3 separate regions of the Homo sapiens genome follow, and regions 1 and 3 are each linked to region 2. The links are chromatin contacts, found by Hi-C or POLR2A ChIA-PET in ENCODE. All regions are on one chromosome and are shown on one strand. Each heading gives the region's core, a stretch centred on a gene start or an enhancer-like site at or near the end of the contact. The rest is flanking DNA. Distances are from core to core; before and after follow the strand shown. Region 1 overlaps LOC124904475 (a long non-coding RNA gene). Region 2 holds the start of RO60 (Ro60, Y RNA binding protein). Region 3 has its middle 110 kb from the start of LINC01031.

Region 1 (2,700 bases), core at 40-2,539, 480 kb before region 2:
CCAGGTTAATAGAAAGAAATCCACACCTAGACTCATAGTAAACCAAAAACAATTTTAAAAGATCTTTAAAGCAACTAGAAAAGTAGAACAATGAAACTGAAAGCTGACTCTTCAAAAACTGAAAGCTGGAAACAGCTGAACGAAGTCTTCAAGGTGCTAAACATATATACATAATTCTTAATCTCCGAAAGATTTTCAACAAGGATGCCAGGACCATTCAATGGAGAAAGGACAGTTTCTTCAACAAATGGTGTTGAGAAAACTGAATATCCACAGGCAAAAGAATGTAGTTGGACCCTTACCTTACATCACATTCAAAATTTAACTCAAAGTAGATCAAAGACCTAAAAGATCTGAACTGTAAAGCATACAAGGAAAAATAGGGGAAAATCTTCATGACATTGGATTTGGCAAGGATTTCTTGGATATAACAACAAAAGCATAGGCAACAAAAGTAAAAGCTTCTGTGCAAAGGGCACAATCCACAGAGTGAAAATGCAGCCTACAGAATGGGAGAAAATATTTGCAAATCATGTATCTGATAAGAGGTTAATATCCAGAATATAAAAAAAAATGCCTTTAACAAGAAAACAGCCCAAGCTTTTAAAACAGACAAATCCTTTGAATAAACATTTCTCCAAAGATGATATATAAATGACCACGTATATGCAAAGGGACCCAACATTACTAATCATTAGGAAAACGCAAATCAAAACCCCAATGGATATCACCTCACGCCCATTAGGAATTCTACTATCAGAAAAAAAAAAAAAAATGGAAGTTAAATGTTGGTAAGGACAGGAAAAAATTACCAAGGATGGGAAAAATAGTGTTGGTGGGAATGTAAAATTGTACCGCCACTATAAAAGATAACCCTCAAAAAAAATAAAATAAAATAGAATTGCCGTATGATCCAGGAATTCTACATCTGGGTCTCTATTCAAAAGAAAGCAAGATCTCAAAGACTTACTTGCCCACCTATGTTTGTAGCAGCACTATTCACAATAGCCAAGTGGTGGAAATAACGTAGGTGTTGACCAGCAGATAATGGATAAACATAATGTGGTATATACATACTGATATGGTTTGACTGTGTCCCCACTGAAATCTCTTCTTGAATTCCCCACGTGTTGTGGGAGGGACCCAGTGGGAGGTAACTGAATCATGGGAACAGATCTTTCCTATGCTGTTCTCATGATAATGAATAAGTCTTATGAGATCTGATGGTTTTATAAGGGGGAGTTTCCCCACACAAGCTCGCTCTCTCTCTGCCTGCTGCCATCCACGTAAAATGTAACTTGCTCCTCCTTGCCTTCCACCATGATTGTGAGGCCCCCCGAGCCACGAGGAACTGTAAGTCCATTAAAACTCATTCTCTTGTAAATTAGCCGATCTCAGGTATGTGCTTATCAGCAGTGTGAAAACAGACTAATACACATACAATGGAATATTATTTAGACTTAAGAAGGAAAGAAATTCTGACCACATCCTACAATACAGATAAATCTTGGACACACTATGCTAAGTGAAATAATCCAGTCACAAAAGACAAGTGTAAGAGTCTTCCCTTATCGTCAGGGGATACATTCCAAGATCCCTGTGGATGCCTGAAACCAAGGGTATTAATGATGCCTATATATATGATGTTTCTTCCTGTACATACATACCTACAATAAAGTTTAATTTATAAATTAGGCACAGTAAGAGATTAATAACTAATAATAAAATAGTACAATTATAACAATATGCCAGCATCACTGCTCTTGTACTTTGGGGCCATTATTAAGTAAAATAAGGGTTACTTGAAAACAAACGCTGCAATACCTGGACAGGTGATCTGATCACTGAGATGGCTACTAGGTGCCTACCAGTCAGGTAGCATATGCGGAAGGGCTATGCTGGACAAAGGAATGATTCACATCCTGGGCTGAATGGGACAAGATTTCATCACACTACAAAGAATGTCACCCAATTTAAAACTTACAAATTGTTTATTTCTGGAAATTTTTATTTAATATTTTCAAACCACAGTTGACAGCAGGTAACAAACTGCAAAAAGTGGAACCACAAGTAAGGGGAGTCTACTGTACTGTATTATTCCTCTTACATGAGGTATCTAGAGTAGTCAGATTCATGGAACCTATTCACAGAAACAGAAAGTAGAACGGTGGTTGTCAGAGCCTTGGGGGAGGGGGAAAGGGGGAGTTGTTTAATGAATCAAAAGTTTCACTTCTGCAAGATGAAAACATTCTGGAGATCAGTCACACAACAATTTGAATATACTTAAAACTGCTAAAAACGACTGGGAGGTAAAAATGATAACAATTGAACTTAGAAAAAGTTAAGACGACAAACTTCATTTTTTCCATTTTTTTCTACAACAAACATTTTTAATACAATTAAATACAGTCAATCACGTGTTGCTGAGGTGATTTTGTCATTGTGCAAACAACATAGAGTGTACTTCCACAAACCTAGATGGTATAGCCTACTACACACCTAGGCTATATGGTTTAGCCTATTGCTCCTAGGCTACAAACATATACAGCACGTTACTGTATTGAATACTGTAGGCAATTGTAACACGATAAGTATTTGTGTGTCTAAATATATCTAAAGATAGAAAAGATAACACACTGTGCTATGTTAAGACAGCTGCCACATGCCACTATGCCACAGGAGTTTCTCAGCTCCCTTATA
Region 2 (2,700 bases), core at 18-2,517:
GATGCCAATCATTCTGGACTCTGTGCCTCTTAAACTTTTCCAATAAAGTATCTCAAGGAAATATACTGTACAGAATCCTCCTAGTCTCCAAGTTGAGGGCAGAGTTTCCGGAGATAAACTTCAAGAAAGTTACAAAAAAAATTTTTTTTAAACCAACACTTCATACAAATTTTGGCTTCTACCCCATAGCGTACTCAGGCTCCTTTTAATACAAAAGCTGCTCTGTTGCTTCCCTCAATAAAATTTACCACGTTTATTTCATGGCTTCACATAATCTGTAGCACAAGGCTCCCTAACTCCAGGGCACAAGTCACCTATTTGAGAAGGAAGGAGTCAGAGTTTTACCCACTAAAACATTTTTTTTTTCTGGAAGCCAAAGGTCTTTCTTGGAATATGTAGCTTTTAAGGAGTAAATATACACTTAACGACTTCAATATACTCTTAAAAACTTTAATCTTAACACTATAGTATTCTATAAGAGCCTGCTGAATGAGGGCAATTTAGTAAATATTTAGTAAATATTTGGTTTAACTCATCATCCAGTTTTAGAACCATTCCAAATGTTTTTAGATTAATACACGACATTTGTTTTCAACCTAATTTTCCCTTGACGCACCGCATCCCCTTCCACTAGTCTAGCAGCCCCATGGACAAACCTTTCTCCTCTCCCTCGTTATTCCTCTGTGATAAATTCACCCTGTCTTCCCACAAAGATCCTTCTTCCAAAACCCAGATCCCGGGCGACGCCTCTCCGCGCAGAAGCCGCGGGAGAAGGAGGAGAAAGAGGAGGAGTAAAGCAGGCCCTCTCGACGTCGGCCTGTGGGGAGCGATGCCGACAAGCAGGAGCGGTCCCGGCTTCGGAAAGGGCCCACCCTGAGGAATGGTCCGGCCGGGCCTAGCGAGGATGTCCCTACCGCGATGCTGGTTCCGTTACCCAGGGTGGACAGGCGCGGAAGCGGGACGGGGAAGAGCGATAGTTTCGCGGCGTTTGCCCAGCCTCAACCCCTGGGATGCGGGTGAGAGACATGGAGGACTGGTCAGAATTTGCGCGTCCCTGGGGCCGCACAAAAGGCTCCCAGCCGGCCTCCCGCAATGTCCTCACCTGTACCTGGCAGCCGACCCCCTGGATCCGCAGCGCCGCCAGGAGAAGTCCTGCGCAGCGCTGGGAAACGACAAAAGAAGGCAGCCTGACGGGCAGCGACAGCCACAGCAACAGCAACAGCCCCACTGCCGCCGGGGATTCCAGGTTCGGTTCCCGGGAACGAGTCCTGCCCCTCTTCTTTTGCCCCGCCTCCGCCCCAGAGGGGCGAGGATCCCGGATGTTGCCTCCTCGGCGCTGTGAATCACCGCCCTTTCTTCTCAGGCCCCAGCCCTTCCGAATCCGCTACGGGTGCTGCAAGGCCTGGGAAGAGTTTCGATGTCTCTAGGGTGGCTAGAGCGTCCTCCCGCGCTCAGTCGCGCTGCAGGTGACGGCGCCCGGAGGCTGTCGGGAAGTAGGCGGGGTGACGTGTGGTTGACGAGCTCGGCGGCGGGTTTGCTGAGATCTGTGGCCGGCGGCAGCTGGTGCGGGGGGCAGCTGAGAGCGAGAGGTGGATCGGGGCGGTGTGTGGCCAGGGCCATGACGGGCAATGCCGGGGAGTGGTGCCTCATGGAAAGCGACCCCGGGGTCTTCACCGAGCTCATTAAAGGATTCGGTGAGAACCAAGGGGACCGTCCTGGGCCTGGGGTCACGGGAGGAGGCCCAAGCTGGGCATGGAGTGGTTCCCTGCGGCCACCGCCGCCCCGCGTCTGGAGAGGTGACTTCAGGAACCTGGAGTCCGGGTGGGGGAAATGTAGATGTTCTGCCCTCTCCTCAGCTCGAGACAGTCGCGTTTCCACAGTAATTTGTAGAGCCACACCACGAGGGCAAGGATCGTGTCAGTCTTGTGCCTGCTGCATCCTCAGGACCTGGCACCCAAATCCTGTAATTGACTTGAGGGCCCTCGCTCCCCAAGCTCTTAAGCACGTATTGCCCTTTGCACTGCCCCTTCTCTGCGGCGCGCACCTTATCCCGGGCTGGTGAGGTCAAGTGCATTGCTCAGGCCATTAGTCCTGCAGAAGCCACCCTAGGGTGCGCCTTCTCAAGGGTGAGGTGTCTGCGGCTCAAGCCGCCCAGGAACTCGAGATTCTGGTTATTCAAAGCAGAACGCCTTGAATGTGTGAATAGCTCTTCGGGACGTCCACACACGCTGACTGCGTGGGCCTGAAAGGCCACTTCACTGGTTCCGCTCTCTGCTCATTTCTGGCTTCCGGTGAAGTGAGTTTTCTTGAGCTAGTGTTCTAGACTAGAGGCCACATGCTTTCCTCACAGTTTCTCTCTGGCTGTATTTAGTGCCTTTCGTCCTAAATAATCAACACATTTTACTTTTTATCCTTCCCTATTTATCTTGTTCTTAGTCTCTTCTTTGGACAGTACGTTTTTATCTATTTCCCAAGTGTTATTGACTCTACGATGTTAAAACTTTTACGCGGGATTAACAATTAAACGTTGATGTAGATATTGCCTGTTGTACACAGCTTAATATTTGGAATGTCATTTATCAAGCATATGTTGTTCATCTTCTATATCTCAGGCACAGTGGTAAGGATTGGGAAATTTTCTTTTTTTTGTTTGAGACAGAGTCTCGCTCTGTCGCCCAGGCTGGAGTGCAGTGGCGCGAT
Region 3 (2,700 bases), core at 36-2,535, 360 kb before region 2:
GGTAAACAATGTTGTTAGCATTATTATGAAAATAGCTTTAAACTCTAAAACACTCAGAAAGGATCTAAGAGACCCATAGAATACACGGACTGAACTTCGAGAACTACTAATGTATATACTAAGTATCATAAATCATTACAAGCAAAAATCCTCACTTTTTTTTTGCCAGACTGAAGTAAGAATTGAGCTAAGCATTCAAAGCTGTCATAAATATGTATGATGCCTTAGACTGTACACAGGCAGTAGGATGAGATACTAATGACACTTGATCACAGCTCAGAGAACATGAGTTCTAGTGCTATAATTCACAAGTCACAGGACCATTGATTAGTCAATTGTGCTCCTCCGAGTGTCATTCTCCCCATTTCTATCTTGAAGATGATACAGCCTACTCCTTAGGGTTATTGGATAGACTAGAGCTACTCAAAGTATGGTCCCTGAACCATCAGCATCATAGGAAAATAGAAAGTGTGGGAAAGCACCTGGGAATTTGTTAGAAATGGAAAATCTAGGGTCTCAACCCACATGTGTTGACTCAGAATCTCTGGGAGTGGGGCACAGGAATCTCTCTCAGGCTTTACTAATGATTCTTGCTCATATCCAACTTTGAGAAGTACTGATATGGACCATGCACGATAAAGGACTGGAAAATGTGAACACTACACAAATTTATGTTATTATGATAATAAGAAAAAAAGGCTTTCCAGGCAAAATAACTACATAAAGATTGCTACTTTAGTCGTATTTGTTTGTATCATCTGTAGTCAGGTAGCGCTAATCTAACTGTTGGTATCAAAGATATATGTGTTTCATAGAAATGAATTTAAAAATGCAAAGCCAAGAAAAAGTGTAGAGTTAGGGGAGATAGCAAAAGGTATGCGTGGAAAAACAGTAGGAAATAATGCTGAATGTGGTTAAAATATAAAATGAGATGTTTATACTTTATACAATAGGCAATAAGGAACCATTACAGATTCTTCCATTTTAAAGTGACATAATGAAAGACTGTTTTAGGAAATCAGTTCGCTAACCATACGTGGTGCAGAATGAATTGAAAGGGGAAAAGACAGGAAGGCAAGAAGTATTTCATGAAACCATACATTTTTCCTCCCCATAGAATAAAAAAATTCTCTGATGAATTTGGACAAGATTCACACAGTCCTAGGCATTTGTCTGATAGGAGTGAAACCAAGGTAAAGAAAAGTATGAGTATATGATGTGTTCATCACTTACCCCACACATAACTTTATTTCCAGCACTTTCACTTTCCCTTTCTTTCAGTTCCAAGTCTTCTGCTAATTCACTGCTCTCAAACTCCTGTCTCTCACTTGCCTGTCTCCCAACCTGCTCTCCTTTATTCAGCAGCCCGAGGTCTTCTCCTGTTAATGAAGAACAGCTTTTCTCTATTTCCTTTCCTTTAAGCCCCTATACCTACTAAAATTTCTAAATGACAAGAAAGTTTTGCAAGAATTTCTGTGCTAAAGGAGAGGAGAAATGTAAAAGCTACATGTCCCAGTCAGATCCTGCTTCTCTTCCCAGACATATAGGGAGTTATCAACAGCTTTTTCAAGCTAATGCTTCCATGTCAGCATCAGAAAAAGAAAAAGTTGGAAGTTAAGAAGGGAAAATAAAATGAAAACGAGATAGAAGCAATGTCTCTGCAATTCAGCCTTGGAAAAGATGAACAAGTCAAAAACGAGGACCTTGGAGCTGAAGTTGAGTTTATCTGTTTGTGTGTACAGGGGACAGAACCAGGTCAGAATGTCCTGGTGGGATTTATCTGTCCTGGAATAGAATTACCGTGAGTAAAACTAAAAGCATTTAATGCAAAGTTTGGATAGCAATGGTTGAAGAAGTCCCTCAGGTTTGACCCTTAATTAAGGGAAGCTAATTACATAAACAAAATATTATCTGAAGTGATCCCTGTCACAAGCATTCAATTAATGTGTATTTCTGGCTGCAACTACATCAGAAAGTGGACGTTAAAAAGATTTAGGGCCAGGTGTCGTGGCTCATGCCTATAATCCCAACGTTTTAGGAGGCCAGGGCGGGTGGATTGCTTGAGTTCAGGAGTTCAAGACCAGCCTGGGCAACATGGCAAAACCCCATCTTTACAAAAAATACAAAAATCAGCCAGGCATGGTGGAGCATCCCTGTAGTCCCAGCTACTTGAGAGGCTGAGGTGAGAGAATCACTTGAGCCCTGGAGGTCGAGCCTGCAGTGAGTCATGATCATGCCACTGCACTCCAGACTGGCAACAGAGCAAGAACTTGTCTCAAAAAAAAAAAAGAAAGAAAGAAAGAGGAAGAAGAAGAAGATTTAGAGCAAGGCAGAACTTCAGCATCACAGACAGGGGAGGAGTAACTTGAAAGTGTGGGGGATTTCAGCATCTTTCACAGTGCATCAGGCTTCATACCTTTTCTTAATTTAGACTGAATACAAGCATGCAGATTCAGTTAAGTGAGGTGTTATTATGAGATCCAAAGCTTTTTAAATGCTACCTAAAATTTTTGGATGAAAAACTCAATGAAAAGGCAATTTATTTATAGCAGTATCATATATAAGGAAAATGAAACTCTTTAGAAAATGCTTGAGAATCTTTCATTTAACTGTTTGAATTCAAAACAAGACCTATTTATTGGAATGAAACCATGGTAATATTAACATAGACTATAATCAATTTGGTCCTATTTTTATTCG

What was found. A loop is a pair of places that touch in the nucleus more often than their neighbours do. ChIA-PET counts read pairs that join two places held with the same protein, here RNA polymerase II (POLR2A). Pooled maps may share reads with other maps.
Region 1: a map of B cell shows a loop between it and region 2 (7-fold over the local background). The contact joins the enhancer-like site here to the promoter of RO60 in region 2. A Hi-C loop is called at or near these places in 1 of 168 maps with a recorded cell type or tissue (B cell), 6 of 37 single-sample maps with no recorded cell type and 12 of 50 pooled maps. POLR2A ChIA-PET finds 5 or more read pairs at or near these places in 3 of 52 experiments (OCI-LY7, activated CD4-positive, alpha-beta memory T cell and activated naive CD4-positive, alpha-beta T cell).
Region 3: a map of naive thymus-derived CD4-positive, alpha-beta T cell shows a loop between it and region 2 (2.5-fold over the local background). The contact joins the enhancer-like site here to the promoter of RO60 in region 2. A Hi-C loop is called at or near these places in 1 of 168 maps with a recorded cell type or tissue (naive thymus-derived CD4-positive, alpha-beta T cell) and 8 of 50 pooled maps. POLR2A ChIA-PET finds 5 or more read pairs at or near these places in 1 of 52 experiments (CD4-positive, alpha-beta T cell).

Annotation. Positions count from the first base shown.
Region 1 is chr1:193,537,345-193,540,044 of GRCh38, reverse strand. The region is part of intron 3 of LOC124904475 (a long non-coding RNA gene); the gene reads right to left. Among named protein-coding and RNA genes, the nearest start is that of LINC01031, 230 kb to the right of the region's middle. RefSeq lists an enhancer at 1-190. Within about 2 kb of position 1,289, at least 9 of the 41 ENCODE cell types and tissues checked have a DNase peak (open chromatin) inside an H3K27ac peak, as active enhancers do; they include B cell and OCI-LY7, where a contact is called at or near this core.
Region 2 is chr1:193,058,179-193,060,878 of GRCh38, reverse strand. RO60 (Ro60, Y RNA binding protein) reads right to left here and starts at 1,267. Exons shown (of 9, transcript NM_001173524.2): 1 at 1,103-1,267. UCHL5 (ubiquitin C-terminal hydrolase L5) reads left to right here and starts at 1,519. Exons shown (of 11, transcript NM_001199261.3): 1 at 1,519-1,694. The coding sequence starts at 1,619. RefSeq lists enhancers at 368-1,100, 1,168-1,697, 1,101-1,833, 1,858-2,167.
Region 3 is chr1:193,417,181-193,419,880 of GRCh38, reverse strand. No RefSeq gene overlaps it. Among named protein-coding and RNA genes, the nearest start is that of LINC01031, 110 kb to the right of the region's middle. Within about 2 kb of position 1,285, at least 7 of the 41 ENCODE cell types and tissues checked have a DNase peak (open chromatin) inside an H3K27ac peak, as active enhancers do; they include CD4-positive, alpha-beta T cell, where a contact is called at or near this core.